Linked DNA regions of Mus musculus: all the other regions are linked to region 1. The links are chromatin contacts, found by Hi-C or POLR2A ChIA-PET in ENCODE. All regions are on one chromosome and are shown on one strand. The core of a region is the stretch at or near the end of the contact, and the rest is flanking DNA. Distances in the headings are between cores, read along the strand shown. Region 1 holds the start of 2810408I11Rik (RIKEN cDNA 2810408I11 gene). Region 2 holds the start of Fzd5 (frizzled class receptor 5). Region 3 has its middle 16 kb from the start of Mettl21a.

Region 1 (2,700 bases), core at 29-2,528:
CTTGGTCTGGAGAGATGGCTCAGCGGTTAAGAGCACTGACTGCTCTTCCAGAGGTCCTGAGTTCAATTCCCAGCCACCACATAATGGCTTACAACCATCTGTGATGGGAGCCAATGCCTCTTCTGATGTGTCTGAAGACAGCCACAGTGTACTCATACAAATACAATAAATATATACATTAAAAGAAAACAACTAAACTCTTGACCTCATTGACTTTGGGGTCAGATATTTGTGTTTGTACTCCAAGAGCAGCAGTGTGAACTCGTACAGCTAGATTCTCCAAATCTTTGCTTCTCATTTGCCTAAATTTACTGGGAGCCTGGACTGCTGGACTTCAGGAACAGAAATGAACGAGAAGATTCAATTAGGGAAGATATTTAAAATCCCCAAGTGAAAAGATTGCTCTTCCTTAAAATGAACACTACCAAGCACCAACAGTCTCTGTCATTTTCCCTAACCGTGACTTCCTTTCACAGGTACTCGGAGATAAACCTGGAATCCAGACTATTCTGGCCCCTACACGAGCAGTAACCTTGTCATGTAACCTTGAGAAAGTTACTCAGTTTCTGCATGCTCCCCCTACCCTGCCACCGATCAGTAAAATCTGGGAGATCGAACATTGGACTGCTCTTTAGACTTAGCGCTAAGGGAGCTCGGTTGGCATGGTTGGCAATACTTGGTGCATGCTAAAGGTCAATTGCTCTCTACCATCCCCATCACTTAGGACTGTGGGCACCCCACAGTGTGGTTCTCTATTTTGTGGGAGAAAACTGTTCTCTGCATTGCTAGTTAAAGAAACAAAGTCTGGAAACTCCTGTCTTGTGATGGCAGAAAACAAGCGAAACCGGAGTTGCTGGCTCCCAGCTTTTCTGAACCGAGAGTTTGGTCCTTATTTGACGTACGAGGAAATTGAAGAGTGACGTGTCCTCGGGTTTCATGCAAGACACAGTCACGACTCTTTATTGAGAGTAAGGAGCGAGCCCCGGGGTTGCTATGGCCAAGTTGCAAGCGAGAACGTAACACTGGGAAGACAGGAGAAGAGCATTTAGCCATATACAACCGGCTAAGTCCAGTGCAACTTACTTGGGTGAGCAAAGGGAAGCTGTCAAACATGGAGAGACCAAACTGCTGACAAAACCAACTCTTCACCAGGCCGGACCTTCGGGGCCCGCCTTGAAGGGCGGCCTCGAGTAACAAACTGCCGCAGCTCCCCAGTAGGAGCCGGACTCGGCGCAGCTCGAGATGAATGGAAACCAGAATTCGCGCGGCTCAGCTTAAGGGACGGGGCGGGGCTTTGTGAGTCACGTGCCTGGGCCGTAGGCGGGTGCGTGGAGGGAAGTCCGGGTCTGATTGGCTACCCGTCACCAGGTGACCGCGGAGCGCGTTCCGGTTGGCAGGAGCCGGCTAGCGGCCTTCAGTTCGGAGGCGGCGACGGAAGGAGGAGGAGCTCCGGCCGCGCTCTCGGCCCGCAGTGGCTGCGTCTCCCAGCGCTTGTCGGGTCCCCACCCCTTTTAAATAAGCCGGGCTGGTCGCCGCCCTCGCAGACTAGTCCGCTGTGGGGAGGCGGCGGCGGCGAGCCGGCGGGGGTGCGGCCGAGGCCGGAGCCCTGCCCCGGGCTGGGCGGCGGGGCGGGCGGGCGCGCAGCGGGCGCGGCGGCGAGTGCGGGCGGGCGCAGCCCCGCTCTGCCCGGGGCTGCCGGCGCCGACCGCGCCATTGTTGGGGGAGGGGGCGGGCGCGGAGTCCGGGGCGAGCGGAGGCGCAGGCGTCGGCCGAGCGGAGCGGACGCTCCCCATGGGGAACACGCTGACCTGTTGCGTGTCCCCCAATGCCAGCCCCAAGCTGGGCCGGCGCGCGGGGCCGGCAGAGCCCGACTACGAGTCCGAGGTCTACGAGGCGGCGGCCGGGGACGCGGTGGCGGTAGCGCCGGCGCCCGCTGCGGCCGTGGAGCCCGCCGAGTTGGATTTCGGAGCCGGCGAGGGCCACCACCTGCAGCACATCAGTGACCGAGAGATGCCCGAAGGTGAGGAGGCAGCGGGCGCGTCCGGGCCGTGGCGCACCTCTGGCCTCCACCGACTCCCTGGGTCCCGCTGGGAGGCGGCCGCCGCCTCGGGTTCCTTCCTGCCGGGATTATTCCTGGCGCAGGCCTGGACACCGGGAATGAGGGCTGTGGCTCGTGTTCCCACCCCTTATTCTTTCTCGGCCACGTCTGGCCAGTTTCTCTCCCACCCCTACGCCCAGTTCTTCACTCTTCCCATTCTCTCATTCTGACCCGGGACCCTGTACCCGGCACCGCTTCCTCTTTGTACTGCTGTGTACCGTCCAGTGGAACTTAAGACTTCAAGAGACTATAATTGCCCCTTTTCTTAATAAAACTCCCAGGTACCCCTAACCTCAGAATAGCCATCCCATCTCTCTGTCCTTACTTAGGCAGATGGTACGTAAGGTAAGAGCATAATGTTCCTCTTGCTCTGAACGAGTTGAGTAACTGATACTAGAGCAATCTAGATTCAGCATGGTTAAAGATTTCTTATTTACGTTCAAGTAGAGATTGCCACCAAAATGTGTATGGTATTAAGTAGGATTTTGAAAGTAGCCTCAATAATAAAGGTTGCTTTATTACTTTCAGTTATAGTTGGAACACAGAAAGAGGAGACTTCTGTGAAAGATGTTAGTTTCTTTCCAGGCTTCAGAAAAGTACTG
Region 2 (2,700 bases), core at 14-2,513, 47 kb after region 1:
CACCGTGATTTCCTGGCACACCGGGGCCTTGGAGGCGGCCGCTGCCCGGCCCACCAGCTGCGCCAGCAACAGCAGCAGAAGAGAGGGAGGCGCAGACGGGTCGGGTCGAGCCATCGTCTCCTTCTTCCCTTTGCCTCCCGCTGCCTGAGAGGGTCTGCGTTGGCCGACGAATCTGCGGCCGGGGCTTCCCTCTCCGGAGTCTTGAGTGTGACGCCCGGGCTGGCAACCTGTTGGTTTCTTTTTCTCTTAAAGAAATCCGTCCAAAGATAAACTGTTTCTGGAAGGCGCTGCCTCCGCCGGCAGCACTCAGTTCCACACCAGATAGGGCTGGAGGGATGATTAGGGCTCCGACTCCAAGGACAGAACTCTTAAAAGAGAAGGTAGGGGAAAAGAAAAATCGCAACCACTCCTCTTAGAGGAGCGCCAACCACTTGGTCTCCGCAAACCAGCTCCAATCTCAAGATTAACTCCTTTCCTCCCCTCCTCCTAGAACCAAACTTCAGACGCCCCCACCCCCTCCACCCCACTGCCCGCGCCCGCCTCTCTTTTCTGGCCCGGCCCTGCAGGCTGTGCCTGGGGCCAGAGAGCTCAGTCCCCGAGATGGGGGCAGAGGAACCGGGTGAACTGGGAAGACGCGGGCTCTCACCTCGGAGGATCCTGCTGGGCGGCAGATGTCTGCGACCAGCCGGGCTCCTCAGTCGCGCGACTCCGAATCGGGCCAGAGCTGGGAAAGTTTAACGACAAGCTAGGTACCTGTGGCGGCGACACATGGCAGCAGGTGGAGGGCGTTTCAGAGAGCAGGGCGCCCCTCGACCATGGGCGGCGCGGGCCGGTCACTCGCCTTCTCTTCCTTCGGGGCCCCCTGCATGATTCGGGCAGAGCAAGGCAGGGGCAGGCCGTGCCTTCCACCGGCGTCCCGGGGCCGGGACGAAGGGCAAGGGCGCCGGGCAGCACTTGAACTGCGCGGAGGGGTGCGGCAGCCGGAGGGGACCCCGCCACCTCACAGCACAGCGAGCAGCCAGCGCTGGTCGGGCGGGGACTGCATAGTCCGCACCCGCCGCCGCGTCCCGCCAGCCGCTCGCCGCCTCCCCTGCAGGGGGCTCCGCGCTCCAGCAGACTCCGGGGGGCGGTGGCGGCGCTCTCGGGACGCGCCCCGCTCGGCTCCTCCCCCGCGCTCTCGCACTCTTTCGCCCACCTCCAGGGAGCTCCGAGCTGTGCGCGACGGCAGAGGACAAGTCGCGGCCGCAGGCTGACTGCCCTCTCCCGCCCCGCCCGGGTCACCTGCCTCTAATGCCCGCCGGGAGGCCCCGCCCCGGGACCGCCCCTCCCGCCCCCTCCCGCCCTGCCCCGAGCTGGGCCGTCCCACGAATCGCTCTCCGGGTCCCCGCCCACCGCCCCGCTGTCCTGGCCTCTCCGCGAGCGCCCCGCGGCCCCGCCCGGAGCGGGCAGCGGAAGAGCGTCGGCCAATAGTGGACCGGGAAGTTACGAGGGCGGGGTCAATGCTAATGAGTCCTCCCAGAGAACCCGGGCGGGAAACCTGGCCCCAAGTCCTTCTGGAGTTCTCTGCGGTGGTTCACCAGGATGGTGCTCACTTTCCTGAGGGCTCTGTTCTCTGAACGCCGGCTTCCAGGGCCTCCACCAGGCCACCTCTCTCCAGCTGAGTGTCCTTATCGAGGTCTGGCGCTTGTTTAAAGGGATGAGAGGTCAATTCGGTTGTGCCACCTGTCCTCTTTCTAAGCTGCCTTGTGCTAGGTGACAGACGTGCTAGTACTTAATGAGCAACCTCGTGTTAGTTAATCGTTTACACCTTGATACGCGATCTGGATACCGTAGGATTCTGAGGCCAGAACACCTCAGAACTTGACCTACACAGCTGAGCTAACAAGACAGCAGAGACGTTGACAAACTTGTGCCCCTCCCTGTGCGAGCTCCTGGCACACAATAGGCGCTCTGACCTGGAATCCCAAACCAGAAGCTGGGCAGCAGAGTTCACAATCTTTACCACTCACCCCTCCCTTAGAAATATCGATATTTCCCAGGCTTTGCCCTTTTATATATAACAAAATCTTGTCCTTGTGACAAGAGAATGAATTTCTTTCCAGTTTTGGAAGTCTCTAGAGACGTTAGTCCTTAGCAGTTGCGGTTTATAATCCCTGGCAGATCCGAATTTGCCCACAGAGAAAAACTCTTGAACTGGAGCAGTGTACAGCTCAGGGTGCTTGGTCCCCCAGGGTTGGCTGCTGTGCACTCTGGCGAGGTTGAGACCGGATAACCGGGGCGTACTGGGGCAGTGGGAACCGTGAAAAGACCTGCTGCGCACAGTCAACGCAGGGACACGCAGTGGCGCTCTCCTGATGGGTTAGTATACTCCAAGTTTTAAATGTCCCACAAATGCCTCTCTTCTACGAGTTCTAATTAGGCTGGGAGACCGAGGTGTTTAGCATGCTTGAAATTCGTTCACACGCTTATGAAGAGGCTTTAAATTGTAGACTGCTCCTTCACTCCTCCTTCCGCTGGGGGAGGGGAGTGGGAGGGATTTGAAGTAGGGGAGGGCATAGGAGTACTTGAAGGACTCTGAACTGGCCTCACTGACTGAGATCTGTTGGGTTGTTATTGTCTTCTGTGCCGTCTGTACGGGCTGAAAAGCCATCTTCAGTTTATCAGCAAGGCGTTGTGGAGGCTAATGAAACTCCGTGTTTA
Region 3 (2,700 bases), core at 68-2,567, 57 kb before region 1:
GTTCTTAAATGCTTTAACCTCCCTTGTAATCCAACACCCACCAGAAGTGATGCAAAAAAAAAAAAAAAAAAAAAAAGGATGCAGGGATGGCGGGGGGAGTGGACAAAGAAAGGTTCTTTGGAACAAATCTCATCTGTGTTGTCTGGAAATCAGAAGTTCAGTTTGGTAGAGTTGGAATTGCAAACACGAATCAGCAATCCGCAACGGTGGCAGAGACAACCAAGCTTCAACTGCAGTCAGCCCGGCAGGGGACCTGGGGACCAGTAAGCATTGCACAGCTAGCTCTGTAAGCAAACCTAGATCAGCCTCTGTCAGTGTCTGTCAAGTCCTATTTATACTCCCTCCAAACATCACATGTCCTCCACAGGTCTTACTTCAGCATGGGCATCAGCAAGTGCCTCTGTCTCAGCTGACATCACTCTGCCAATCAGCCCCAGTCCATGGAAACAGCAAGAAGCTGCAGCACACCACCAGAAGGTTTTGGTGTCTTTCTCTCTATGGAGTCCCAGCAAACGCAGCTCAACTACACAATGTAAGGCAGAGCAATGCGTGCTCGTGTCATTAGTGAGGCATCCCGTCCTTTCATGTGCTTGCTTTAGCAGAACATCCTTTCACCTGTGTCTGCTGCAGCTAAACGTTCCTTCATGTGTTTGCCCCAGCAAAACACCATCCAACCGACTTTCCAAAGAACCCTTAAGTTTCCACTTCATATACTTATATGTATATAGCAAAACAAAACAAAACAAAAAGCCACAGGTTTGGAAGAGAGCAAAGAGAGGTATATGGAGGTTTGGAGAGAGTAAGGGAAGGAAGGAATAAATGATGTAACTATATCATAATCTCAAAAAAATTAAAGAGAAATAATTAAAAATAATACTAAAATAAAAAGAGGAGGAGATTAAGAAACAAAACAGCCAGTGCTTGGCACCCAGACACTTCGCTTTGTCTGGGAACTCCAAGCTAGCTCTGCCCTGTTAGCCCAAACATCACGGCTGCTCTCCACCTACAAGAGGTCATTTGTGTCTCTTCCTGTTTCCCCTCATGCTGTGATGTCTTCCAGTCTCGGGCCTCTCCACTCCTCGAAGCAGAGTGGTATCCAGACAGTGGGTAAAGGCAAGAAATAGCTGATACTCAGGAAGATGAACTCAGGCGGCAGACAGGAGAACTTTCTGTGAGGTATTCCCTAATGCCTGCTTCAGTCAGACATGATGCCAGACACATGACCCACCTCATGCATGTTCACTCAGCATTTCTCTAAGAGAGCAAAACTGCAAGTTCCTTAATAGGAAATGTTTTTAGAAGGAACATATGGAGACTCCAAGTGGGGCTAAATATAAACCTGCGTTCACAGGGCTGAATCAGGAGCAAAGAAGGCTTAGAGAGAAAGAGCTGGATAGAGAAGCTTTCTCTCAAAACAGGCTTTTTCGTGGGAGTGCATGTGTTTTGCTGAATATGTGGATGTATACAACAGGAGAGGTACCTAGAATTAAAGGTGAAGAACCAAGAAAAGCATCTTCTGGAGCCAAGAGCAGATGTAATACTGATCACATCACAGAAGAGCTAAGGTTCCAGCTACTGGTTCCCTCAGAAGAAGCCCTCTTCCTTGCATTATGGGCTTGAAGCTGATCAAAGAGCCTTGGCTGTGCAGGGGCATATCTCAACATTACGACTGCCTTTAGTGATGTGCCTGTAAAGGCAGCCCCCAGGAGTGGGACAGAGAAAAGTGGACTGCAAATTTGAGGCCACCTTGGACCATAAAGTAAGTCTCAAGCAGTATGAGTTACAGAGCAAGGCCATTTCTCAGAGCGAGAGCAAGAGCTCAGTCCTTGTCACGTTAAAGATACTGCGAGCTCTCTCTACATTGTCAGTGATGGGAGAACAGTAATAGCAGAAAGAAAGCAGGCTGGGAGTGTAGCTCAGTGCCACAGAATTACAGCACTTGCATACCATGTACAAGACCCTAGTTTTGATCCCTAGCATTTTACACACACACATGCACACACACACACACATACACACACACACACACACACACACACACACACCACTAGCCAGCAGGAAACCTGCTTCAGTATAATCAGCAGATGCTTAGAACTATGAAAAGAATTAAGTCTTCTCTCTCTCTCTCTCTCTCTCTCACATGAGAGAGAGAGAGAGAGAGAAAGGTGAACTCATGAATTAGATACAATAGAGCAATTGTAGCAATATGCTCTAATGAAATTTACAAGAATATGATCTCTTTCAGTATCTGTACTACTATCTGTGCCTTCTATCTCAAAGGAAGCACTTTGTCTTCTCTTTGTCATGTCCAAAGTGCCACCATCACTCTGCGGCAATTACGCCACAATTATCCCATAAAACACGGAAGAGCTGACTCCCTGTATTATGAAACTATTTATTACACTGAATCTGATCACTGATGATTCCACGTTTCTGACAGTAACAGAGCCTTTCATGATCCAGTTGTATATCACTCAAGAAACTAAGAAGTGGGATGGATACTCATCAAAGATTGACCCAGGATAGTGGCTCCTAAGCTCACAGCCCAGGCCAATGAAAGTTAAGGGTGTGAACACGGGTGGAAGTAAGCAAAGCAGAAAACTTTATTATAGGAAAGTGAGAATTTCATGAAGAGAAACTCCTAAGAGTTGGAGAGGATTCAACGGAAAAAAAAAAAAACATTGGATTTTCATAATCCAG

Evidence for each region. Hi-C counts contacts between places; a loop is a spot of excess contacts on that map. ChIA-PET counts read pairs that join two places held with the same protein, here RNA polymerase II (POLR2A).
Region 2: a map of heart shows a loop between it and region 1 (7-fold over the local background). The contact joins the promoter of Fzd5 here to the promoter of 2810408I11Rik in region 1. A Hi-C loop is called at or near these places in 3 of 37 maps with a recorded cell type or tissue (T-helper 1 cell and heart). POLR2A ChIA-PET finds 5 or more read pairs at or near these places in 4 of 5 experiments (Patski and embryonic stem cell).
Region 3: POLR2A ChIA-PET joins it to region 1 with 10 read pairs in Patski. The contact joins the enhancer-like site here to the promoter of 2810408I11Rik in region 1. A Hi-C loop is called at or near these places in 11 of 37 maps with a recorded cell type or tissue (Patski, T-helper 1 cell, T-helper 17 cell and 5 more). POLR2A ChIA-PET finds 5 or more read pairs at or near these places in 4 of 5 experiments (Patski and embryonic stem cell).

Annotation. Positions count from the first base shown.
Region 1 is chr1:64,689,381-64,692,080 of GRCm38, forward strand. 2810408I11Rik (RIKEN cDNA 2810408I11 gene) reads right to left here and starts at 1,279. Exons shown (of 2, transcript NR_038009.1): 1 at 1,084-1,279. Ccnyl1 (cyclin Y-like 1) reads left to right here and starts at 1,965. Exons shown (of 10, transcript NM_001097644.1): 1 at 1,965-2,020. The coding sequence starts at 2,011.
Region 2 is chr1:64,736,487-64,739,186 of GRCm38, forward strand. It overlaps Fzd5 (frizzled class receptor 5), which reads right to left and starts at 1,264. Exons shown (of 2, transcript NM_022721.3): 1 at 647-1,264; 2 at 1-367. The coding sequence starts at 114.
Region 3 is chr1:64,632,110-64,634,809 of GRCm38, forward strand. No RefSeq gene overlaps it. Among named protein-coding and RNA genes, the nearest start is that of Mettl21a, 16 kb to the left of the region's middle. Within about 2 kb of position 1,318, at least 1 of the 3 ENCODE cell types and tissues checked has a DNase peak (open chromatin) inside an H3K27ac peak, as active enhancers do.